Linked DNA regions of Homo sapiens: all the other regions are linked to region 1. Evidence: chromatin contacts called from ENCODE Hi-C or POLR2A ChIA-PET data. All regions are on one chromosome and are shown on one strand. Each heading gives the region's core, a stretch centred on a gene start or an enhancer-like site at or near the end of the contact. The rest is flanking DNA. Distances are from core to core; before and after follow the strand shown.

Region 1 (3,524 bases), core at 1-2,500:
GGATGGGGCCCCCGGCTCCCCGATGGGGCACTCACCTCTGAATCCAGGGGGGCCTCTGTCTCCGGGAAGGCCTTTAAGCCCAGGCTGTCCAGGCACACCAGCATCTCCCCGTGGCCCGGGCTGAGCTCCCAGGACTTCTCCAGGGAGGCCCCTTTCCCCAGGGGGCCCATCTGGCCCTGGCAGGCCGATGGGACCTGGGGATCCATCTGGGCCAGGGAGGCCCACTGCACCTTTGGATCCTCGGGGTCCTATGAACCCTAAAAGGAAACATGGGTGGGCCCCAAACCACAAGTTAGCATGGTGACGTTCTAAGAGAAGAGTCAAAAAGAGGCTGGAAACAGCAAAAATTTGGCTATGGGGTCCTCAGAAGGCATTCCTCAGCTCGAGCCCTTGTCCCTGTCGCCCTTTTTGGAACCTACAACCTTCGCCATGTCGTTCTGTTGGTTATGTTTCTTCTGCTTGCCCCGCCATTCGGCCCCCCAGCCCTAAAACTGAGTGAAGGTGGACAAGCCAACAACGCCTCCTTGGACCTCGATTTGCATAATTCATGGGTTCCCCTGCTTTGCAAATAAGCCCCAAAGAATAGCTTTTTGTGGGACCTTCTAGGTTGTGCTGAGTGAGGAACAGCACTTCGGGATGGAAAATCCCAGGGAGGCAGGAACGAACAGGGCCGTCAGAGCCAAAACGCTGCCTGCCGTAACATCTCCCTGGTAGAAACCCGTCACTGTCGGTTGGGAAACGCTTCAAAGAGGAACGACACCCCTCTGTTGTATTGACCATGAAAATCATCAAGTCCCAATCCCAGCACTTTGGGAGGCCGAGGCGGGTGAATCACGAGGTCAGGAGATCGAGACCATCCTGGCTAACACGGTGAAACCTCGTCTCTACTAAAAATACAAAAAATTAGCCAGGTGTGGTGGCGGATGCCTGTAGTCCCAGCTACTCAGGAGGCTGAGGCGGGAGAATGGCGTGAACCCGGGAGGCGGAGCTTGCAGTGAGCCAAGATCGCACCACTGCACTCCAGCCTGGGCGACAGAGTGAGATTCCATCTCAAAAGAGAAAAAAATAAAAAGAAAAAAGAAAATCATCAAGTCCCATCTGCGGATGGAGGGAAGGCAGCTGTCCTGTGTCTTTTGTGGGTGCCACTGGATAAAATGATCTCATCAGGTCACTTCCTTTTTCGGTGCAGTCAGCCCTGACATGGCCTCAGAATGAACTCCCACAGCTGACAGTCACGCAGTGCTCAGAAGGAAAGGCTTCTGAGGTCACCACCACCCCCGCTGTGCATGCAGGAGAGAAGCCTGCAACGATGAGACTGGCAGGTGATTCTGTGGGACAAGATCAAGTACACGGCAGGCTCGGCACTCCTATGTATGGATACGGAAAAGGGAATGTTTTCTGTGTTCTGTGGGGTGTATCCCACCAAAAAGATCCAATGAGCAGGGCCCGGGGACCTCCTGGGCCGGTAAAGCCATCACTGCCTGGGAGCTGGGAGTAACTGGAATACAGAATAAAGGATCTGGATTAACCTGACGTTAATCAGCTAGACCGTACTCAGAGTTTTAACGGTGTGATTTACTCACAATGAAGAGACATGACTTTCACTGGCAATGTTACAAACTGTACCCAGGGAGCCATGCACTTGGGTTTGCATGTGTGGGTCTTAGATCTGGAATAGACTCTCTGATTTTTGCAATCCTTGAATTGGGCATTTTATCCTCTTCTGCATGTGGCGACAGAAGGGCAGTATATTTCAGCACCATAAAAAGTGACATGCGTTTCAGAAACTGATCAGTTCCTCAATCACCACCCACCCCCAGCCTGCCCCAGCCTCCCTGTTCATGACGTAAGGGCTCACATTTGATGGTGGAACAGGCTCCCAACTCACGTGGGCAACTGTCCAAATCACCTGATAATGGGTGCATCCCATCCATTCCCCCCTACAGGGGAGCCCCGTGTGGCGTTCACGCACACATGGCTGGGCACTCCAATCACAATTACCAGAGAACTTTCATACTCACAGCAAGAAGCTGTTCAGGAATTATTATCCTTCTCTCAAAATCATGAATGCTTAAACTTAGTATATATGAAATCATGAGAGTGGCAATGTTACACTTCTAAATATTTAGACACTTCCAGCAGGGCAACAAAACCACAGAGACCAACCCCTGGGGCAGAGGCATGGAGACTTCCTTTGCTTCATTCGAATGCAGAGTTGTTTTTACCAGGGCCTTGATACAGACACAGGAAGCCTGCTTCCCAATTTTGCAAAACATGGAGAAACGCATCATATGAAAGGAAACAGGGTCAGGGTTTGGAACAATCCCTACGGGCTGCAACACAAAATTCCGAAAGATACCATCTATCAGGGACGGACAGACACTTCTGCATTGAGGCTTAAATCAGCTATCTGAGTGGAGGTCAGGGGAGGGGCAGGGTTCAATTAGTCTTCACTGGGAACATTTGCAAGATGTTCAACCTAAGGGCGCAACAGTCCCGATGTTCTGTGTGATATTCCAGACATGGGGAGCGCTTTATTCAGTTTCTAGAGCCCAGTTGGAAAAGAATCCTGATAAGTGGGGGTCCTAGAAGGTTGCTCAGAATTCCAAGGGCATGGAACGATGTCATTAAAAGAAAGTATGTGTTCCCGGGGTCAGTTCTGCCTGTTCATGAGACGTCTGTGGGAGATGTGGCCGCCTCTCTCAGGGTGTGTGGTTATGAGGAAGTCAACTGTGTGGCTCAGGAACAGCCCGGTGAGAACTCCCTGGGAGGCAGGCTGTATTCCAGGGAGGAACTTTCTAGCAACAAGAGGGTTCCAATGTGCCACAGGTTCTAGGTGACAAGTGGGACTCCAGCAGAGGCTGCAGGAACCTGCCCAGGACCCTGTGGAAGGATGTTTCATCTCGGGTGGAAAGTTGTCCACAATGGCTTCCATGGTTTCATTAGACAAACACTATTGAAGATGTGTGCGGCCTGGCACAGTGGCTCACGCCTGTCATCCCAGCACTTTGGCAGGCTGAGGCGGGCAGATCACCTAATGTCAGGAGTTTGAGACCAGCCTGGCCAACATGGTGAAATCCCCGTCTCTACTGAAAATACAAAAATCAGCCAGGTGTGGTGGCACATGCCTGTAATCCCAGCTACTCAGGAGGCTGAGGCAGGAGAGTCGCTTGAACCCAGAAGGCGGAGGTTGCAGTGAGCTGAGATTGTGCCACTGCACTCCAGCCTGGGTGACAGAGCGAGATTCCATTTCATTAAAAAAAAAAAAAAAAAAAAAAAGACGTGTATGCCCCTGCAATCAAGGCAGTGCCATCACACTCATGCACATCGCCTGTGGCACAACTGCAAGACACCTATGTCTGCAGACGCCTGGCTGCATTCCAGAGCATGCTGACACGCAAGTGGGTACTCCTCACCAGAGCTGGTTAAGGGAAACCTCATTTTCCTCCACATACAGATTAATGCCTTAAGCTCTTGCAGCCACATTGTGAGAGGGCTATTTATGCCTTTAAGGGTTCTTTCAG
Region 2 (3,524 bases), core at 597-3,096, 690 kb before region 1:
CACAAACCTATTTTTGCATGGTGCTTCTCTGTGATTTTCTGACGATAAAGAGGACCTAAGTACCCTCGCACTGAATGACTGCTGTGGATACACCTGACCCAAGAACAAACCAACCGTTTACTCAGGTGGTTACAGCTTGGCCAGGAAATGAGCAACGTCAGTACGCACGTCTAGCGGGCCTAAAATGTTCTGGGACTAACATCTCCTCACTTCCTCCCCCAGCCCTTCACCAGGTATTCCTTCATTCTCTTTGAGGCATGGATGTCCTCCTCCCCACAGCACCTGCCCACAATATGTGTTTAAGACACTCTTCCACATGATACAGACTAACAGGAACATCACTCTACACAATCAGAACCTGCTTGTGCCGAAGTCTGAAGCTGATATCCCAGCCCAGGCCGCATCCCTGAAGTCCAGACCTGATCTTCACTGAGGCATCTCACAGATATCCTGATGGAGCATGTCTGAAGCTGAGTGCCCACATCTGGCCCTGCCAGACTTCCCCATCCCAAAGACAACTTCTTCTAACTGCTCAGGCCAAACCCTTGGTCCTCCTTGACTCCTCTCCTGCATACCCCATCTAGTCCATCTGTAAATCATCTCATCTCTACCCTCTTGATAAAAACTAGAATTCAGTCTCTCCTGCTACCTATGCTGACGGGACTGTGGTTCCAGCCACCATCACCTGGGAGGTCACCCGGATTGGTGCCATCCTGTCCTCTTTGGTTTCCGTGCTTTTGCCCTTGAGTCTTTCAGTCTATACTCAAAACACAGCCAAAATGATCCTGTTAAAACTTACATCACATCCCTTCTCCCCTCTGCCCAAACACCCTCAGAGGCTCCATATCACTTGGAGGAAAAGACAGGACCTACAGGACCACCTGATCTCGCTCCCCACGACTCCCTGGCCTCACTTCCTATTATTCCCCATCTCTTCCAAGGGTCATGGGTTTCATTCTAAGACATTAGGTAAAATCAGAGTCAGGAGGAAAATGACCAAAATCAGCCTTGCGTTTCAGAAAAAAACAGTCTGGAGAAAAGCAAGGATAGACTGGCCAGGAGCTGCTGCAGTGATCCAGGTGAGGGATGTGGACAGCCTGGGCTAATGGTGGTGGGCAAAGAGAAAAGCCAAGATTCTGGGGTTAGTAAAAGGAAGATGAACCAGATGTGACAGATGATTAATGGCAGGGAGTGGGGACTCCAACTGCCAGAGGCTTTCCTGGAGGCTGGTCTTTAAGGCCACTCTACCACCATTGTTCTCCCCAGCCCTAATCTCACCCTTTAATCTACAAAATATCCCTCTCAAACCATCTAGTTCAATCAGCCAAGCATGAAGAACCTCAGGGACAACTAATTTCCATTTGAGTCTCATGAGAACTTACACATATGAGGCCATCCACTCTGGTTTCTATTTGCTAGAAAATGAGAGACTATGCAGAGCTGACCACTGAATCCCTCTCTTGTGCCACGAACTCAGGAGCACGAAGCCCTCAGCTGTACCGCTGTGCAGGACACTTCCTTCTGCCTCTACCCTGGCTATACTGAGTCGGTTCAACAGACTACAGCTAATGAAGACCAAATTCACAGTTGCTTTATCAAGGGGAAGGGATGCAGATAAACAAACCAGAACGCTTGTTCCTCCAAGCCTTCTGGTTGTGGGTAGCAGAGAATACACAGAAACTTAGTATTTTCACGTTAGGCAAAACTCAACTGCATTGTCACGGTGGCAAAACAGCCTCACTGCTTTACTGCACGTGTTAAGTGCTGCCAGTACTTGCTGAACAACCAGCGGAGATACAAGTGATGCAACTCTTGGGTGAGACCAACTGACCAGCTGCACTGGAAAGACTTACCCGGCTGCCCACATGGGCCAGGCATGAACATCTACTAAGGGATCTGTGTCCCATGTCAAGGGCCAAAAAGGGAGAGGAATCTGGGGCTAAGTCCTATTATTAAACTGGTAGCTCATCTAGAAAGTAGCTGCATCACTGACTCACACAATTCAGGCTTTGAAGGAACCTTACAAGTATACAGTCCCAGTGCCCATCCTCTGGCTAGTTAGACGTAATGTGAGTAGAAAGTTCTCTCCAATTCCTTGGAGAGGATCTTCCCCTCCACTCAACCCCTACATGTTCTCTGATTGGTAAGTTCAAGCTGACTCCGACTTCCCATCCTTTTATCATCCCAACACTGGAGAGGATGGCTTTCCCAAAAGGATCCTTTAGAAAAACAAAACCCATAGCCAATATTATCACGGGTCCTTATCACTGACAGGTAAAATGGTGGCTGCCTTGGAAGCTGTGGCAATTTTTAATGCATGAGAGACAACAAATTATCTTAACTTCCTATCAGGAGGAAGTACTTTAAGCAATTCTTTAGTAGCAGGGATTGTTGAGGGTTATTCTTATCCCGATTCCGCTTGCCTGGGGTCACGGATGCAATCGTGTGAGGAAAATGGTGGTAACAACTTGAGACAGCTACTTTCAAACCGGGTTAACACACACTTCATAATGGGGCCTAGGCCATAATAGGCACTCAGAAAATGCTGTTTAATCCTGTTATTGATCACAGACCTCTAAGAACAATACCAGCAGGCTAGACCAAGTACTCAATTGCAGGGTCCAGCACGAATTGGAAATGCAAAGCTCCTTATCAAAAAATTCTTAAGAGTTTCTGATGGCAACAGCAGAGCATGAAACCAAGCACAGGGCCCTGTGTGGCAACACTAGTCGCACACCCACGAGGCAGGCCCTGTCACCAGGTAAGTTCTCCTGAGAACTTGCCCATGGGCCTTGCCAGGAGTCAGCCTAAGAGTATTGCCTTGATGTTGTCAAACACCTCACCTAATGCCACACTAGGCAGCAGCATGCTTGTATGAAGAACCCAGCCAGTGGAGTGGATGCATCTCAGTTCAAATTCCGCATCTCTTCACTGGCTGAGCCGGGACCTGTGACTTCTGAACCACTTCAAGTCTCAGCCTCCTGATCTGCTAAGTGGGGAACTGCCATCTTCTCTGCAGGGCATCGTGAGGTTTCAACAAAACAGTACAAGGAAAATGCCTAGACACACAATTTGTTCTCAACAAACCTGGGTCCCATTTCATTTCAAAGATCACCGTATTTCCCCAGCCTCTTAAATAATCCAAACGCAACACGCAATACGGGGGCCACTCACAGATGGGCTGCTGAGCAACTGAAATGTGGCTAATACAAACCGAGATGTGCTGTGGCCATAACAAATTCCAACACGATTTTATAGACTTAATGTGAAGAAACTAAAATACCTCATTAATATGTATCAATTACATGTTGAAATAATTTTATGGATACACTGGGTTAAATAGAATGCATTATTAAAATTAACTTTAGGCCAGGTACAGCGGCTCATGCCTATAATCCCAGCACTCTGGGAGGCTGAGGTGGGAAGACTGCTTGAGCCCAGGAGTTAGAGATCAGCCTGGGCAACATGGCAAAACCTCATCTCTACAAAAAAATACAAAAATTAGCCAGGCATAGTGGTGCATG
Region 3 (3,524 bases), core at 753-3,252, 650 kb before region 1:
GTTTCAGTAAATCTCCAACATGGAAAAAAAGAATTGCATAAGAGGACTCAGAGGAAACAGAGACAGTGAATGCAGGGAAGGAAGCACCCTTCAAGGAAACTGTAATGAATGTTCACAGGAAGAGAGGAATCTTCCCAGAAACAGGAAGGGACTGACTGAAAGGGAAGAAACAGAGAGAAACCAGATAACGAGAAAAAAGAACTTTTAGAAATTAAAAAAAAAATAGCCAAAGTAGGTCAAAATAAAAAATGTTAGTAGAAAAGTTGGGAGATAAAGTCAAGGAAATGTCTTTCAGAAGGAGAAGAAACATACAAGTGGAAAGGTCAGCAAATGAGAGACTCAACCCAGCAGGCCTGGCAGCCGCAGGGGCAGGGGGCGGGGCCGGGGGGGGGGGGCGCAGCCCACCAGCCAACGATGGCCAGTTACCAGCCGCTCTGGAGCTCCGTTTCCTAATCTGAAAATGGGGGCGATCCTGTCACCACCTCCCTTATAGGGTGGTGAGGAGGGTTAAATCCATTATTATGGGCAAAGTCCTTAGAACAGTGCCTGGCATACAGTATGCACTCAATAGATATTATCTCTGATTAGTCTTAATAAGATTTCTAAAAAATGAGAATAGAGAAAATACTAGAGAGGAAATTATCAAGGAAATAAAGGATATAGAGGGTATTTTAAACAAAGGTACAAGCACTCTTGTGATTGGGATGGACTGTATTTACATATATCGGCATGTCCCCTAGTTAAGAATGGCACGGGCATGTATGTGTGTGTGTGTGATTTGTTATCTATGGCCATGGTAAACCTCAGTGGCTGGCTTGAGTCAGCCTGGTCCGGGCCTGCTGGTGCAGCTGTGCCTGCTCTGGGCAGGGCAGGCAGCTTGCTGACCCTGGCTGGGCTCTCTTCAATGTTTGAGGTTGGCTGGCTGTGGATAGGTCCAGGATGGCCTAGCAGGGACAACTGAGTTCTCCTCCATGTGATCACACCCCACCAGCACCCAAGCCCTGGGGTCTCCTCGGAGGTAGACACAGGGCCTGAGAGAGTGCAGAAAAGTGCAAGCCTTTCCAAGGCCTGGGCTAGGAACTAACACTGGCCACTTCTGCCACAGTCCATTGGCCAAAACAAGTCACAGCTCAGATTCAAGAAGTGAGGAAGCAGACTCCTACCTCTTGATGGAGGCGCTACAAGGTCACTTTGCCAGGGGCATGGGAGGGTTGGAGAATTGGGGCCACTTCTATCGTCTACCCCAACCCTTCTCCACTCTGCTTTGTGTCCTGGGAGGCTGACCTCTATACACAGTATCCCAGGGCCGCCTCCCAGCACAGGCCTTGGAGCCATTTGCTTAGACTACAGTGTGAACGGTTCTCCCAAGACCGGGCAGTACACAGCTTACACAACCACATGCAGGTGCCCTCAGTGAAGCCATCTGCAAAAGGAGGCGTCTGGGCTGGATGACTCTACATTCCTTCATCCTGAGAACTCACAAATACTTTATACCCAAGATCCTAGCATTTCTCTTCTGACCTGCCTGAAGAGGTGGTATGGCTGGCATCCATGCGTGCGCTTCCATGCGTGTGATTGGGTCACTAGCACGCACACAATAGGAACCTGGTAAAAGGGATGATTAAATGAATTCACATACATGTGTTTGAAATACACTGTGCACACATTCCATTTCAGTTCCCCTCACCGCCTCGCCTTGAGACCCCAGCAGACATGACACCATCCTGCAAAAACAGAGTTGAGAACTGCCAGCCTGGTGCATCAAACCTTAAAAATTCAAAGCTAAAGTTAGAAATATAAAAACATCAAGAGATTAATTCTCCTACCCTAACTTGACAGAACTGATAAAGGAGGGAGAAGTCAGAAGCTGTACCCGGGAAGCAGTCGGACCGGGGCGGCCCCAAAGCCCTCTCTCTGCAGACACCAGGTGGGGCAGGCTGGCCCTCACTTCCCATCTCTGACTCCCGGCCCTGCTGATGCATGAAACTTTATATAAGCGAAACCTGAGTCCACCCGCTCAGCCCTCCCGCTCCCCAACCAGCAGCTGTGTGCACTCAGCAGCTGCGCCCAGATCTGGCGCTGACCAGAGGGCCCTGGAAGCCACGTTCAGCAGGCCCACCAACCCAGACAATGGTGGTCTGTCCAGAGTGGGATGCAGAGGCTGCCAGCCCCCGAAAGTTGCAAGAGTCTGCCCTGTTGTGAGAATTAACCCGTGTTCCTGGATTTGGATGGCTCTGAGGTTCAAATCTTGGCTTACAGTCTTCTGGACACGATGGGGAAGGTTTTCAGTGTCAATCAACAAAACAGTAACTACTGCGTACTGAGGAATGACTTTGTGCCCAGCACATCTACTCATTTACCCTGGTAATGACCTCACTGCCCCCACCAGTGGATATCATTCATCTCATTTTTAGGAGGAAGAAACTAGGACTCCGAGAGGTTAGACAGGTGCCGGAAGTCACAGAGCAAATGGCTGCGGGAACAAAGCCAGGTGTGCCTGACTCTGAAGCACGCAGAGGACCGGGTCTCCCAGTGTCTCCAGGCAGGGACCCGTGGGTTCGGGGGATGCCAGTCCTCCCATCTCCCAGCGATGCACGTGGTAGAGTTGCGTGCCCAAAGGGATGATGTGCCTCTGCCACCTCCCTCGTGCAGTGAGAGACGCGTGGGCGTCAAGCCTACACAAGACTCCAATCCAAACGGCTAAAATCCACCCTACACAAGAACAAACGGCTCTGCCCCCACTCACCTCACAGCCCCCATCGCCTCCACTCTTTACATTTTAGAGTGATCAGTGGCCTCTAAAGGGAGAGAGATGTTCGTGTGTACATAGTACTTGAATTTTAAAAGTGTGTGTGGTGTAGATGCACACAGTTTGAAATCTTGGACTAAGTGGAAATCTGGTAAGCCCTACAGAGTAGGGAAGCCCAGAAACTACAGTGAGTTATTGGATGGTACAGGAACACGGAACACACGTTCTGCGGCCGGGGAGAAAGGCCCAGACACAGACTTCTGCAGGAGCTTCTGCAGGTTCCCCCAGGGCAAGGGGCCCTACCCTGGGTGCCTTTGGGGTCTGTCTACTGAAGGGCAGAGCTGCTTCCAGATGTCCCGAGAAGTGAGACACCTGCAGTGGCTCCAGGCACTCCTGAGGGCTCCCACTCTGCCCCTGTGGCCGGTGACCTGAGCCAGCCCCTCCAGTCCTCACTTTTGTCCCCCCTGGGTGCTCAGTTACACTGCTGCCTCCGTCTCCTTTCCTGATCTGGTTTGTAAATTTCTGAAGGCAGTGGTTGCGAATCTTCCCCTAAGTTCAGTATAGGTGGCAGAATCAGTCTTGTTTTCCATGAGAAAGCTCACAGTCTTGAGCTGGAATCTTCCGCCTCCGAGTGCAGCCAGATGACCTGGGGCAAAGCTAACTGCCAGACCTCAGGGTCCTCATCTGCAGTATGGGTATTGCGAGGGACAGCGCCTGCAAACGAGAGGAGCATGCTGCCTGCCATGCTGGGCAGACATCTTATTCTCTTTTAAGA
Region 4 (3,524 bases), core at 553-3,052, 570 kb before region 1:
TTGTCTACTGTCCTCCCTGACTCACGTGGGAGCCAGTCTGTTCCCCTACAATGACTTTGCCATTCTAGAAAGAACCTTAAAATTAATTTTATCTAAAGGGAAAGAAAAAGACCCTCAGTCCTCTCAATTTTATTAGGAACTTATTGATTTAAAAAATAAATACACTGTCCTCTTTTTCTGATGAAGACAGAGAACCACAGGACTCCACTTTTCTGAGGCTCGTTCTTGTTCCAGCATCAGCATGTTTACCTGGGTCTCCCTAACTGTACATATTGTGAAACACAAATCCTATTCCTAAGAAAGAGGGAAAGCTGAAGACTTTTCAGAAACTTTTTTTTTTTTGAGATGGAATTTTGCTCTTGTTGCCCAGGCTGGGGTGCAATGGCGCGATCTCGGCTCACTGCAACCTCTGCTTCCCAGGTTCAAGCGATTCTCCTGCCTCGGCCTCCTGAATAGCTGGGATTACAGGTGCTTGCCACCACGCCCGGCTAATTTTTTTGTATTTTTAGTAGAGACGGGGTTTCTCCATGTTGGTCAGGCTGGTCTTGAACTCCCAACCTCAGGTGATCTGCCCACCTCAGCCTCCCAAAATGGTGAAACTCATATTTTAAATAACAAAGTAGAGAAGATATAGACACAGAGCTTAGATTCATCATGCCATACTTTGCATTTTCTTACCTCATTTCTATGTTTACAACCAGATTTTGACAATGAATTGGTATTTTCCTGTACATAGATAATAGATATTATTTTCTATTTCATGTACAGTCAATTCATGAACAAAAGCAACCAAAGTGGTGACTGGGCTTGTGTTCTGTTGTCTGTTTACTTAGTGATCATTTAACGAGTCCTGATTGAGGACCTACTGCATGCTGAGTGCAGAGCCAGAGCTGTGGACAAGACAGTGGGCGAGGTGGCCCAGCCTGCGGGGCTGTGGACTAGAGGGTGGGCGAGGTGGCCTGGCTGTGCCCTCACCAGCCCATGTTTTACTCCCATTGTGCCTTGCACTTCCCTTTTCAGTTCTCACTTTTCTTTTCTTATTTCTCGTGTAAATTAAGTGTCTTAAAAATTAATAATATTATGTCATATTTTATGTAATCTGAGGCAATTCACTACTTCCTGGTCTTCAGTTTATTTTAATGCAAGAGTTAGCAAGATAATTTCTGAATTTGACTGTAGAATCATCTAGGGGCATCTTGGATCATTTATTTCATATTTGATATGAAATGCAGTTGCATAAATACAGGTGACTGGACAAGTAAAGAGATTCAATGCAGTGGTTTCCATTTTATGGAGCAAGAAGGAAATAGCAAATAAACTGTTATAATCAACATCTTTCAGTTTCAAATTTCTGCTTACTCTTAAGGCAGTGAGATGAAGTAAAAGATGGCTGAGCCCTGTGCTGCCACAAGGGGAGCTTAAAAGGGGTGAGTCATTGTCATGTGGACTTCGTTCTAAAAATATGGGGTGACACCCCCACATCAAAACAAAGAGACCCAGTAAATAGAGAAAACGGAAGCACCAATGAAGTCATGTCTCTGAATCTTCTCTCAACACATACTTGAGGAAGAAAGTGCACCAAGTGTTCCAAGGTGACCTAAGTTAACCGGGGGCTGTTTGGGGTCTTAGTGAAGAATCCTAAAACATGAATGGAAGGGTCATGTGCCAGGGATGTGGGAGTGAGAGCAGCTGCGACAGCTGCAGCTTATGATGGGACAGCTGTCCCACCAGAACCAAGTCTGCAGAGGCCCAGGAGGTGCCCCTGTTGCACGTGGTCCCGTTGAGCAAGAGCAGGACAGCAGGATGGGCCAGAGCCATGGCCGGTAGTCAGAACCACACCACCAGCTGCAAACACAAACCCAGTGAGCGGACCCCTGGTGCTCGCACCGTGTTCAATAATATCATTACTCTTTAGATGGCTCTTCTATTCCACAGTGCTTCTGAGAGCATAGTTTGTGTACTACGTTATGCTGGGAACAGCCAGGGGTAGGAGGGGGTTCTGTTGGCTGCTGAGTGTGTCTGTTTCACTTATGCTCCCCAGACCTGGGGAAGGAGCCACAAGATGGGGATCTACTGGGCCCGCTGGGAGACAGACTGGAGCTAAGGCTTCAGTGACCACCTGACCTCCATAAGCCCCTACTCTGATTGGGGGCCACAGACATTTTGGTCCTTCTGGAATCAGAGTCAGTTAAGAACCAGAGTCCAATAGCCCTGGAAAGTTCTGATTATTTCCTTTCCCGTGCACAGTGACGTGGGTGAAAGGCTGTCCCTTTTGGGGGGTCTGGGAGAAAGAGTAACAATACAAACTCTGGGAAGAGAGTGGGGTCCTTCCTTGGGCTTCTTCTTTGAGGGCTCTGGATCTGTCAGCTGGCTCAAGTCTGTTTGGGAATTGTTTTAGGGGCAGCAACACTCTGCTTTTATGATTCAGAGTAGGCTTTCATTCACTTGGCCTAGAACTTCTCTGTTTATGTAGATCAAGAAGGAATTGAGTAGGCTTCCCTCCGTTTCCCTTCTAGGAACACCACCATCACCAGCCAAGGCCACGGGGCCCTGGGAGCCATCCTCCCCTGGCTGCTGCTTGGCCTCTGCTGTGCCTGTGGGCACCACCCCACCTTGAAACCATGTTCTGATGGTTCTCGCTGCCCTTAGCTTTCCGGCGGTGGCTGTGGCTCTGACTGTGAGGTCTGGGCTGCAGAGAAGAGCTCTGCAAGGGTGTAGATCCCCTCCCAGGTTTGCTATCACAGTCAGGTAGGGTTTCCAGACTCTCCCAGGATAAGCAAGTCTTGCATGGCAATCCTCTCTGCTGGTCCACTCTCCCCTTGCTGCTGTGAGCTGCAGCTTCTTTCACAGCATCCTCTCCCCTCACTGCTGTGAGCTGCAGTTTCTTCCACAGCATCCCAAGACAGGTTACACACTGACTTCATTTAGGACGGGGCACCCCTAGGCCCATGTTTTAGCCAGCAAGCCCCAGAGCCCTTTCTGCCTTAAACTAGAACACGGATTCTGCAATCCCCACATAGTGAACACACACCCATGGGTTCAGCCTGGCTCAGCATCACCCACCATCACCCCATGCCCTCACTGTCCACCCCCATGAAGATTCCCCACTCCCGTCGTGCAGATGGGAAGAGTCACATGGTCCCTTTGGCATGGCCCCTCCTCGCAGGCCCTACTGGGGTTGGCCTGGCTGCAGATGTAGATGCAGGGAGTGCTGGGGCACCCCGGGAGTGTAACAGAACCCACGTTTGTTCATAGAGGGGGCCCCGGGAGTGTAACAGAGCCCACGTTTGTTCATAGAGGGGGCCCCGGGAGTGTAACAGAGCCCACGTTTGTTCATAGTGGGGGCCCCGGGAGTGTAACAGAGCCCACGTTTGTTCATAGAGGGGGCCCCGGGAGTGTAACAGAGCCCACGTTTGTTCATAGAGGGGGCCCCGGGAGTGTAACAGAGCCCACGTTTGTTCATAGAGGGGGCCCCGGGAGTGTAACAGAGCCCACGTTTGTTCATAGAGGGGGCCCCGGGAGTG

What was found. A loop is a pair of places that touch in the nucleus more often than their neighbours do. ChIA-PET counts read pairs that join two places held with the same protein, here RNA polymerase II (POLR2A). Pooled maps may share reads with other maps.
Region 2: a pooled map shows a loop between it and region 1 (4-fold over the local background). The contact joins two enhancer-like sites. A Hi-C loop is called at or near these places in 3 of 37 single-sample maps with no recorded cell type and 2 of 50 pooled maps.
Region 3: a loop to region 1 is called in a map with no recorded cell type, with 2.6 times the contacts of the local background. The contact joins two enhancer-like sites. A Hi-C loop is called at or near these places in 1 of 37 single-sample maps with no recorded cell type and 1 of 50 pooled maps. POLR2A ChIA-PET finds 5 or more read pairs at or near these places in 1 of 52 experiments (OCI-LY7).
Region 4: a loop to region 1 is called in a map of GM12878, with 3 times the contacts of the local background. The contact joins two enhancer-like sites. A Hi-C loop is called at or near these places in 1 of 168 maps with a recorded cell type or tissue (GM12878), 2 of 37 single-sample maps with no recorded cell type and 4 of 50 pooled maps.

The regions. Positions count from the first base shown.
Region 1 is chr13:110,469,662-110,473,185 of GRCh38, reverse strand. It overlaps COL4A2 (collagen type IV alpha 2 chain), which reads right to left. Exons shown (of 48, transcript NM_001846.4): 29 at 36-257. Among named protein-coding and RNA genes, the nearest start is that of COL4A2-AS2, 8.1 kb to the right of the region's middle. RefSeq lists enhancers at 1-222, 951-1,090, 1,211-1,260, 1,271-1,510, 1,581-1,680 and a silencer at 3,250-3,455. Within about 2 kb of position 1,250, at least 11 of the 41 ENCODE cell types and tissues checked have a DNase peak (open chromatin) inside an H3K27ac peak, as active enhancers do.
Region 2 is chr13:111,163,678-111,167,201 of GRCh38, reverse strand. All of the region lies in intron 2 of ARHGEF7 (Rho guanine nucleotide exchange factor 7), which reads right to left. Among named protein-coding and RNA genes, the nearest start is that of ARHGEF7-AS1, 17 kb to the right of the region's middle. Within about 2 kb of position 1,846, at least 2 of the 41 ENCODE cell types and tissues checked have a DNase peak (open chromatin) inside an H3K27ac peak, as active enhancers do.
Region 3 is chr13:111,120,734-111,124,257 of GRCh38, reverse strand. The region is part of intron 1 of ARHGEF7 (Rho guanine nucleotide exchange factor 7); the gene reads right to left. Among named protein-coding and RNA genes, the nearest start is that of ARHGEF7-AS2, 6.8 kb to the right of the region's middle. Within about 2 kb of position 2,002, at least 3 of the 41 ENCODE cell types and tissues checked have a DNase peak (open chromatin) inside an H3K27ac peak, as active enhancers do.
Region 4 is chr13:111,044,954-111,048,477 of GRCh38, reverse strand. No RefSeq gene overlaps it. Among named protein-coding and RNA genes, the nearest start is that of LINC00368, 49 kb to the left of the region's middle. RefSeq lists enhancers at 1,289-1,348, 1,369-1,538, 1,322-1,616. Within about 2 kb of position 1,802, at least 6 of the 41 ENCODE cell types and tissues checked have a DNase peak (open chromatin) inside an H3K27ac peak, as active enhancers do.